Linked DNA regions of Homo sapiens: region 2 is linked to region 1. The links are chromatin loops, found by intact Hi-C in ENCODE. Cell type or tissue: mammary epithelial cell. All regions are shown on one strand. Links, peaks and the distances in the headings refer to the core of each region. The heading gives the core; the rest is flanking DNA.

The links. A loop is a pair of places that touch in the nucleus more often than their neighbours do. Peaks named below come from ENCODE experiments on the same cell type or tissue, not always from the same donor. Only the 100,000 strongest peaks of a DNase experiment are listed, where the experiment ranks them.
Region 2: it touches region 1 in a loop (2.8-fold over the local background); 13 of 110 quality-filtered maps call a loop at or near these places.

Annotation. Positions count from the first base shown.
Region 1 is chr6:105,175,541-105,180,923 of GRCh38, forward strand. It overlaps POPDC3 (popeye domain cAMP effector 3), which reads right to left and starts at 4,474. Exons shown (of 4, transcript NM_022361.5): 1 at 4,293-4,474. In mammary epithelial cell, for the core only: no CTCF peak of the experiment used is centred there; DNase peaks (open chromatin) are centred at 2,801, 3,871 and 4,251; H3K4me3 peaks cover 1,602 bases; H3K27ac peaks cover 3,061 bases.
Region 2 is chr6:105,268,009-105,273,391 of GRCh38, forward strand. It overlaps PREP (prolyl endopeptidase), which reads right to left. Exons shown (of 15, transcript NM_002726.5): 15 at 5,210-5,383. Among named protein-coding and RNA genes, the nearest start is that of PREP-AS1, 8.3 kb to the right of the region's middle. In mammary epithelial cell, for the core only: a CTCF peak has its summit at 3,345; no DNase peak of the experiment used is centred there.

The DNA.
Region 1 (5,383 bases), core at 72-5,071:
AATTAAAAAAATAAAAAATAGGCCAGGCGCAGTGGCTCATGCCTGTAATCCCAGCACTTTGGGAGGAGAGGTGGGAGGATCACCTGAGGTCAGGAGTTTGACACTAGCTTGGGCAACATGGTAAAAGCCCATCTCTACTGAAAATACAAAAATTAGCCGGGCATGGTGGTGCATGCCTGTAATCCCAGCTACTTGGGAGGCTGAGGCAGGGATATTGCTTGAATCCAGGAGGCGGAGGTTGCAGTGAGCTAAGATCGCACCACTGCACTCCAGCCTGGGGTGACAGAGTGAGACTCTGTCTCAAAAAATAAATAAAGAAAGAAAGAATAAAAACTGGGATATGAGTAGAAGTGAAACTATAGGTAATGTAAGAGTGCCCAGTGCTCCATCCTTTATAACAGGGAGCCTCTGACTGTCTAAATTAATGTATGTTTAAAAAATCTTGATCTCAAGATGTATTCAGAAACTTTTCTCTTAGTTTGGAAGACTTGTTTATCTCTAAGAATGAAGAAATACTGATGTCAAGTTCAGCAATTCCTTCACTTTCACTACAGTTTCTTCTGTTAAAATATAATTTTTTTATTTTAAAAAGCATATATAGTATCATCCTGTTAAAAGAAAAACTTTAGATAAATTCAATTTAACAGTTTACCTGAGCAACAAACAACTCACGAATCAGGCAGCACTCACAACCAGAAGAGGTTCACAGAGCTCTATCCAGCAGCATGAGCTGCAGTTTTTATACACTGATGACAGAAGTAAAAAACCAAAATCACTCGATTGGCTACAGCTCTGCATCTGCTTTATTTGGGCATAATGTGATGAGCTGGCCGCCTGTGATTGGCTGAAACCTGGCTATTACAAAAAATACACTGTTGAGTTAGTTTTCTGTTCGTTTATGTACAAAGTTAGTTTTTCACACAGGGACTCAAAGTAGGGAGAAAGACTCAGGCTAATGGCCTCCTGCTTATTTAACAATTCTATTTTTTATAAAAGCATTTCTTTTTAATCTTTTGACATATCGTTTTTTTTTTAAGACAGAGTCTTGCTCTGTCACCCAGGCTGGAGTGCGGTGGCGCGATCTCAGCTCACTGCAAGCTCCGCCTCCCAGGTCCAAACAATTCTCCTGCCTCAGCCTCCCAAGTAGCTGGGACTGCAGGCGCACGCAACCACGCCTGGCTAATTTTTGTATTTTTAGTAGAGACACGGGGTTTCACCACGTTGGCCAGGCTGGTCTCAAACTCCTGACCTCAGGTGATCCGCCCGCCTCAGCCTCCCAAAGTGCTGGGATTACAGGCGTGAGCCACCAAGCCCGACCAACATATCCTATTTGTGTAAAAATAGAAAGACATACGCAATGATTTTCACTTCATGTTAAAGATGAATATATCTTGATAGTGGGATAGAAACTATTTTTACCTTTTTAAAAACAGCTGCATTATTTGTATTCTTATAATGATTTTGGGAAACAATATGGTGATTTTATACCAATGTAAAAAAATTTTAAATATAAACATTTAAAAAAATCCATGAACCCAACAACCAGAATTAACAACCATCAACACTGTCATATTTTCTTTAGATTGTTTCATAATAAAAAATATTCCACACAAAAAATTGAAGACTGCCATGGATTGTTCTCCAGGACCAGTCGCTGCCCATCCACTCCCTATATAGTACATAATTTATATTTCTCTATATTTAAATATTCACTAATTAAAAAATACAATGTAAAATGAAACAGACAATGTAAAATGAAATCCTGGACTAGAAATAACTCAAAGTGTGGGGTTTTTTTTTCAGATTCACACTTAAATTTTTTTCTGATAATTTTGAACACATACAAAAATAGAGAAAATAGTATACAACAAATTCCCATATACCTGTTACCCAGATTCAACAATTATCAAGATTTTGCCACACAGAATTTTGAAATTAAAAGCAAAAGCTGTTATCTACAGTTCAGCTGCAATTTGTTCAGCTAGGAAACAAACACCTTCCAAAGAAGACAGGAAGAACCAAGATCAGCTGTGCTCTTTCTCTGTGCAGGTACTAATTCCTAAAACAGATCCATTTAGGAGTCACAGCAACTCTGAAACCTACATACTATTGTCAGCATTGTTCAGAGTGGAAGATGAAGCTCAGAGGGATGGAGATTCTTCTGTAAGCTTAGCCAGTTGCTTGTCCTTCCAATACTACCCCACAACACCTTCCTTCATGATCCCATCCTAGCCAATTTCAGTGTGCCAGAGTCACTGGAGGTTATTATTCTGTTGAAGAACACAAAGTAAGAAAGTCTCGCTAAAAGTCTGTGTGAATCAATCCCTGGATTCTCTGGGTTGGAGGAGGACCCTGCATTTTTATAGGTAATTTCAGTCAGGAACTTTCGGTTATTTATTTAATTTAGAAAACACCTGATGTAATTTTCCTTGTAAGACTTTTTCTTATAACTACTTAGATAAAAGGGAGAAACATTTTCTCTCTTCCTTTAAAACAATCGAATCGGTGATTCGATATACTCTTCTATTAATTGGAGGGACATTCTCTCGAGGGAGCTCATAATCCCAACTGACCAATGACCATAATTACAAAATGTGATCTCAACTGCAGTTTACAGACTTTCAGATCTATCATGGATATTTCCAAAGCAGTTTTGAAATTTCTTGCCTGCCATGTTGCTTATGTGTTATGCTCACATACTGTAGCAAATGCTTCATAACATTCTTAATTCTTCCTGGAGACTGTTTCAAAATAAGCAGGCATCAGTGCTCTAGTGTGTCAACCGTATTAGTCAGTCTTGTGGTGAAAAGTATGGGACTTTTGTTTCCCATGACACATTTTTATTTAATAGCATAGAATGTAACCATTTAGAGGCAGAAGATGCACCATGATTCAGCTATTTTGAGGGACTGATATGATTAAAGAAACTCAACTATCAAATATTTCCCATTTAAATGTATAAAATTTTGAGGACAGAGAATATCTTAGATTTCAATTAATATTTGTATCCCAAACTCCTGAAGACACACACACACACACACACACACACACACACACACACACACACACAGATTTTTCAGGACAGAACCTCAGAGATATCTGGAATCTGGGATCAGCCAGAGCTCTTCATTTTGCGAATATGGAAACTGAGATCCAATTTTTTGTTTATATTTTCTGTCTCATGTAGTTCTTGTTTGGTTTTCTATTGTCACAAAGAACAATGCCAAGTTATTGTACTCTCACAAGAGGATATTTTCATGCAACAGTCCGTAGAATTAAAAACAAGAAGGAAAAAAAATAGCCACTAAACTTAGTATGAACAGGCAACAATAATTTTTTAAGGCTGCTATAAAACTCAATTGCAGTTTGTAGGCTTGCAAATTCAAAATATCTAACTACCGGAATTAGAGTGAAAAGTCAGGAAGCAACGAAGTTTAGTAAATCAAATTGCGTCCAAAAGTGGGCTTCTAATTCTACTTTTCCATTTATTATTTACAAACAGAATTTTTCACTTTCTGCAAATGTCTTCTGGCTAAATTTTTGGCACTGCCCCTCTTACTGTATTTTGGTTGTGCCTTTCATCTTTGCCTAAAATACAGACCCTCAAAACTATACCACTGTAACCGACATGGTGATAAGACAATTTAGGGGTTGGCAAATTTCTTTTTTGGCAGGGGGATCCCCAAATGGAGAAAACAGGTCCGCGCGACCTTTGATGAGGCAGCTTTTTTGTACCCCCAACTCTGTGAGAACAGTGTGAGAGCACTGACACCAGTCAGGCCCTTTGCTTACAGACCGGGGGCGGGAGTAGGGGGGAAGGAAACTCCCGGCGCTGGCATGACTTCCCCAGGACTGACAAGGGCCCCTAGGAACGGCTTTTCTCCCTTGCAAAACTGGCCTGTTTATTTCGGCTCCAGGGTGCCTGGGGCCAGAGTAGGACCTGCAGGAAAAGATCTGGGAGGAATATTCGCCCAGAAGCCTCTAGGGCATACGACTCGCGTTCTTCAGGGGTCGGCGCGGATAGGAACCGCAGCAAAGGATCCCCTAGACCTCCGAGCTGTGAGCGGCGACACAGCCGGGACCCCAGACCCCGGACCCCAGGGCGCGGAGTTGACCGGAGCCGGGAAGGGAGCGGCGCGGGCAGCGCGGGGCAGCGAGACGCAAGCGCTCGCAGGGGTCGGCGGCCCAGCAGAAGCCGCGCCCGCTAAGTTGCCCGAAGCGGCCGCGAGGTGCGAGGGTGCGGACAGCACCGGAAGGCGGCGGACGCAGCGCCCCCGGGCTCACCTTCTTACCTTTCCTTCCCAGCCCTGCCCGGAGCTTCAGCCCGGCGCCCGCAGAAGTTTCCCGGCGGAGCGCGCTTGACCCGGGTGGCCCGCGCGGAAGCCCTCAGCGTCCCCCTCGTGAGTGCCTCGCCGCCCACCCTGCGGCGCCGGGCGCAGCGTGACCGCAGCGGGCTCCGGAGCGGCGCGGCGGCGCGGGCGGGTGCCGGGCACGGGCGCGCGCCCCGGGGCGCAGCCGGGTGGGCGGGCGCGGCGGCTGCGTCTGGGCCGGGGCAGGCGGTTCGGCCACCGGGGTGCGGGGCTGCGGAGAATCCTAGCGGCCGCTACGGACCGAAGTTTCCAAAGATGCGGTTCCCCGAGTGTACACCGCTCCCGGTTGTAACATACACCTAGTATTCACAGTCACACTAGGCAGGAGCGATGGGCTGGCTGCTGAACCAAGGCAACTGCACGCCTGCTCTCTCACCCCCGCTCCACACACACCGTAAACAAAATGAAGAGGTAAATCACCATAGTGGGGACGGGAATATTAGGGTGTATTGGACAGAGAGAGAGAGAGAGAGAGGTAAATATAGTATTTTTTTTTTTTTTAGAGATGGTGTCTCGCTCTGTCACCCAGGCTGGAGTGCAGTGGTGATCACGGCTCACTGCAATCTCGACCTCCTGGGCCCAGGCATCCTCCTGACTCAGCCTCCTAAAGCTTAGGATTGCAGATGTGAGCCACCGCACCCAACCAATAAATACGGACTGTTGCATGAAAAATAAAATATCTATATTCAAATCAATGAACATCTCTAAAAGCAAATGAGTAAAGGGCATAGACAATCATAAAAGGAAAAAATTTAAAAACACAAATGACAAAAAGCTCATATCAGTAATAACCAAATGCATACAATTTTAAAGCAATGATCAGGTGCATTTTTTCTTCCTTTGCAATTAGCAAAGTTTTGTTTTGTTTTTGTGATGAAACAAATGTGAGGGTTGGTGACGACCAGTAAAACACGCCACTAATTTAAGAATGTCATCTCCTGTCTTCTAGTTCGCTTTCATTTTATATAACCATATTGATAACAGCGACTCCAGGAACAAGAATTTATTGAGCA
Region 2 (5,383 bases), core at 292-5,291, 93 kb after region 1:
GGTATGGTGGCTCACGCCTGTAATCCCAGCTACTTGGGAGGCTGAGGCAGGAGAATTGCTTGAACCCAGGAGGCCGAGGTTGCAGTGAGCCAAGATCACTCCACTGCACCCCAGCCTGGGCGACAGAGAAAGACTCCACCTCAAAAAAAAAAAGATGCTCCACATCACATGTTATCAGGGAAACACACACACAAAAAACAAATACCACTACATGCCTATCAGGATGGCCGAAATCTGTAATACTGACAAATGCTGGCCAGAATGTGGACCAACAGGAGCTCTCATTCATCGCTGGTGGGGATGCAAAATGATGCAGCCACTTTGGAAGACAGTTGCCAGTTTCTTACAAAACTAAACATTCTCTTTTACAGTCCAGCAATTGTGTTCCTTGGTATTTACTCAAAGGAGTTAAACTTACGTCCACACAAAACTTGTGCGTGGGTGTTTATAGCAGTTTATTCATAACTGTCAAAACTGGGAAGCCACCAAGATGTCCTTCAGTAGGTGGGTGGATAAATAAACTATAGTACACACAGGTAATGGGAATATATTTCAGAACTAAAAGGAAATTCGCTATCAAGCCATGAAAAGACATGGAGAAAACTCAAACGTGTATTACTAAGTGAAAGAAGCCAATCTGAAAAGGCTACATTCTGTAAAATTCCAACTATATGGCATTCTGAAAAGGCAAAACCATGGAGACAGTAAAAGGACCAGGGGTTTCCAAGGGTTAGGGAGGATGAATATGGAGTACAGAGGATTTTCAGGACAGAGAAAATGCACTGTATGATACTAAAATGATAGGTTCGTGTCATTATACATTTTTCCAAACCCACAGAATGTACAACACCAAGAGTGAACCCTAATGTAAACTATGGACTTTGGGTGATTATAATCTGTCAATGTAAGTTCATCAGTTAGAATAGATGTACCTCTGAGGTGGGGGATGTTGATAATGGGGGAGCCTATGTCATGTGTGGGGGGAGGGGATATATGGGAAGTCTCTACATTCCTCTTTAATATTGCTGTGAACCCAATACTGCTTAAAAATAGTCTTAAAAATACATGCATATGTGTGTCTATGTGTGTATTTTTGCCACAAGAAAAAATATAAAGGAACAGGTGGTGAATGAGTTAGCTCTAGACCTACAAAAGAGTCACATTCTGCAGTGGTTCTGACTTAGAGCAGAGGATTTAGGGAACTGGGAAGTACAAACGATCACAAGCCAATATCTACTGAGACTCCTCTACTCCCCATCTCCTCTCTGCCAGCATTTCCCCAGCGCATTCAAGTGCAAAACCTGTGAGATCAGGAGAAGTGGAGGGAGGTACATGTTGACTGAAAAAAAAAATCAGATTAGATGCCACTCCTCTTATTTTGTTGGGAGATAAAATATTGGTTCACATTTTATCTCTATATAGATTTAAATATGTTTTTATCTTTATCGATTTAGGGGGTAAAGTACAGATTTCTTACATATGTTGCATAGTGGCGGATTCTGGGCTTTCAGTGTACCTCTCATCCTAATACTGGAATAATAAATAATCCACATTATTTAATGTTTAATATATAATATACCATATATTATAAATTAATATATTAATATTATATATTATTTTTTATATATTTAAGTTGAACTTTAAAATTCATTGGTGGACCATGTATTTTGCTATCTTAGAAATGAGGCTAAAGGTTACCATGTAGGGAATTATGCTGAGGCATTCATAAGTCTGGCACAGGTAATGAACTTGATAGAAATAATTGCTTGATAGAATTGGTTTTGGAAATTGCTGAATTTTTATTTAAATTTCAAAGTATTGGGGCTGGTCATGGTGGCTCAGGTCTGTAATCCCATCATTTTGGGAGGCCTAGGTGGGTGAATCACCTGAGGTCAGAGGAGTTCAAGACCAGCCTGGCCAACATGGAGAAACCTCATCTCTACTAAAAATGTAAAAATTAGCTGGGTGTGGTGGTGGGCACCTGTTGTCCTAGCTACTCTGGAGGCTGAGGCAGAAGAATTGCTTGAACCTAGGAGGCAGAGGTGGCAGTGAGCCGAGATCGCACCATTGCACTCCAGCCTAGGTGACAAAGGAAGACTCCATTTCAAGAAAAAAAAAATTGGGAATGACTAAAAATACATTTTTAGCACTAGGTGAATGGCTATATTTGTCTACTCCACAGCCATGCACAGGGCTCCACCTAAATTTTAAAATATGGGAACCAGAGCTTGGTAAATGTTCTTTGCTGGACACTGGGATCTTTAAAATAGGACAATAGAACTACATATCATGATCCCAAGAGGATTATATGCATATCACTAGGGATTTAAATATAATGAGTCTTAGGAAATGATCACCATTCTTAAGAAAAAGAACATTCTTGTAATATGTGCAAATTCAACAGAAGTTAGAATATGCAAAGAGTACATATTTTGCTGATTTTTAAATAAAACCTTTAGTATAACTTTTAAAGATGTATTTAGAAATTATAGCAGAATTGCAACAGCATTACAGAAAGTTGAAAAATGGAGGAAAAAGTTCCTCCTGGGAACCAACATCAGAACTGACATCATTTTGCTGTGTTAAGTCAGTAATTTCTCAGTTGACCTCCAAATTGGAATCACCTGGGGAGCTTGTTAAACAGCAGATCTTGGTTCCTTCTGAGTCAGAATCTCTGTGGGTAGGACCCAATGGATTTATAGCTTTAATAAGCTCTGTGGCTGATTCTGATCTGCAGCTGGGAGATTAACTTGTTCAGCTGCCTAGATTATTCTACCACCAGTTCATCCTGGAGGGCCCATCCCAGGCTTTGCTGCAGAGATTGTCTCTGCTTAAGAGAAGCCACAGAAGGCTTAAAACAGGAGTTGACCTGATCTTACTCACTTGTATAAAGCCCTGGAGTAGAATCTGAAAGGAATAAACCTTGGAGTCAGGGAGAGCAATTATGAAGCATGGTGAGGATAGAGAGATGTGGATACATTTGAGGGAAATTTAGAAGGTAAAATCTGGTAGAACTCGCTGACAACTGGATTTAAGAAGGAAAAAATCAAGACATCGTCCAGGCTTAGGGACAGAACACATGGTAACAACTATTTGAGACAGGACACACAGGAACCTTATTTATATAAATTTTTATTATAATTTGTCTGAAATATTTTTCCAAAAGTGGTATTTAAATATGCATCTGAATTAAGACAAAAAATACAACTTACCTTAAATTTTAAGGTAATCTTTAAGAGGGAAAAATAGTCACTTTACAGTAGAGAGACTAGGCAGACACCACCTTAACCAAGTGATCCAAATTGATGTCACCAGGAATAAGACATATGAACACCATGTGCCCCCAATAGGATGCACTGAGAAGAGCACAATGTCACATCTGGGGTATTCTTGCTAAAACTGCATAACCTTGGCTGGTGCGCGGTGGCTCGTGCCTGCAATCCTAGCACTTTCGGAGGCCGAGGGGCGTGGATCACCTGAGGTCAGGAGTTCGAGACCAACCTGGTCAATATGGTGTAACCCTGTCTCTACTAAAAATATAAAAATTACCTGGGTGTGGTGGTGGGCGCCTGTAATCCCAGCTACTCGGGAGGCTGAGGCAGGAGAATCGCTGGAACCCAGGAGGTGGAGGTTGCAGTGAGCTGAGATCACACCACTGCACTCCAGCCTGGGTGACAAGAGGGAAACTCTGTCTAAATAAATAAATAAATAAATAAATAAATAATAACACTTAGTTTAAAACACATATATTGTACAGCTATACAAAACTATTCTTTTTTCATGTATATATATTTTTTTAAACTTTTTTTGTTAACTAAGACACAAACACACACTTTAGCCTAGGCCTACACAGGGTTAGGATCATCAATATTGCTCATTGTCTTCCACTTCACATCCTTCCAAGGTCTTCAGGGCCAGTAACGCTCATGGAGCTGTGATCTCCTATAACAGTGACTACTTCTGGAAAACCTCCTGAAGGACTTGCCTGAGACTGTCTTACAGGGTAGCCTTTTTTTGTTTTTAGGAGTATACTTCAAAATGATAAAAAACTATAATATAGTGAACACGTAAACTAGGAACAGCTGTTATGATCAAGTATTAGGTACTGTACATACTTGTATGTGCTAGACTTTTATATGACCGGCACTGCAGTAGGTCTGTTTACAACAGTATCACCACAAACACATGTGTGTTGCACTGCGACATGATGGTGGCTATGATGTCATTAGGTGATAGGAATTTTTCAGCTTGTTATAATCTTATGGGACTATCATTATACATGCAGTCATATGCAGAAATGTTATATGCTGCATGACTGTATCTTGGATGAATTGCAGCATTTCACACTCCAAGGCAAGACCAGAGTAGTGACAGAGCAGGGGGTGGCCCTGGTGTTCAGGTTCCTGCATCTTCTGGGGCCTGAGGTTGCAGGCAACCTGGTCCTCTGGAAAAATGCCAATCACAGCGCCAACACCTGAATGTCCTGGGGAAATAACTCAGTGCTACCTGTATTAACTTCCATCATTTTCTCTGGAGTTTTAGGGTGGTTATGTTTTGATGCTGATTTGGTTTTCAGGTTAACCTCAGTTTGACTCTCCATAGAGGTGACTGGAAGCTCTTTCCTCTGATGTTTCTCAAAGCCTTTCATACTTTGGAACTGGAAGACACTATAATATTGTGTCAATTAGATGTAAATCAGTTTCTAAATCATATATTACCATTATGATATTTTGTTTATAATTTCTAGATTATTTGGCATTAATAACCTCCACAAATGGCCACCAAGTCATTTTCTCTTGCACAGTAAACAAGAGCTTCCTTAGTCACTTACTTGGCATTGAACGAACCCTCCTTGCCCGTGCCTCCCCCTGCCTGCTTCTCAGTGCTGCGGTCACGTGGCTGCAGGAGGCCCTGAGCTCCTGAGCAGAGCAAAGCCTGTAAGGTGGATGCAGGGCATATTCTCAGGACACCCTATCAGCCGGCCTGATATTTGATCTACAGGAGCAAACTCAGAGAGAGAGAGGGACAGTTTTGCCTGCAAATGTGAACCCTGACCTAAAGACGGCTGCTCAAAATAGCCCTCATCCTCTTTGCCTAAGCCTGATATGCAAGCTTTTATCTCAGTTGCCCCTGGTCACCTGCCTTTCTTACTTGACTCTGCAGTTCTCCAGGTGGCTATTCCTGGATGGCACTCATCCAGAAAGGGTCATTGCTCTTTTTTCTCTTTATTTCACTACCAGAGATTATTTCGATAACATTATGATTTACAAACCATAAAATTCATACATTTCAAGTGTACAATTCAATGACTTTTTAATACATTTACCAGGTTGTGCAACCGTTACTGAAATCCAGTTTTAGAACATTTTTGTCATCCCGGTTA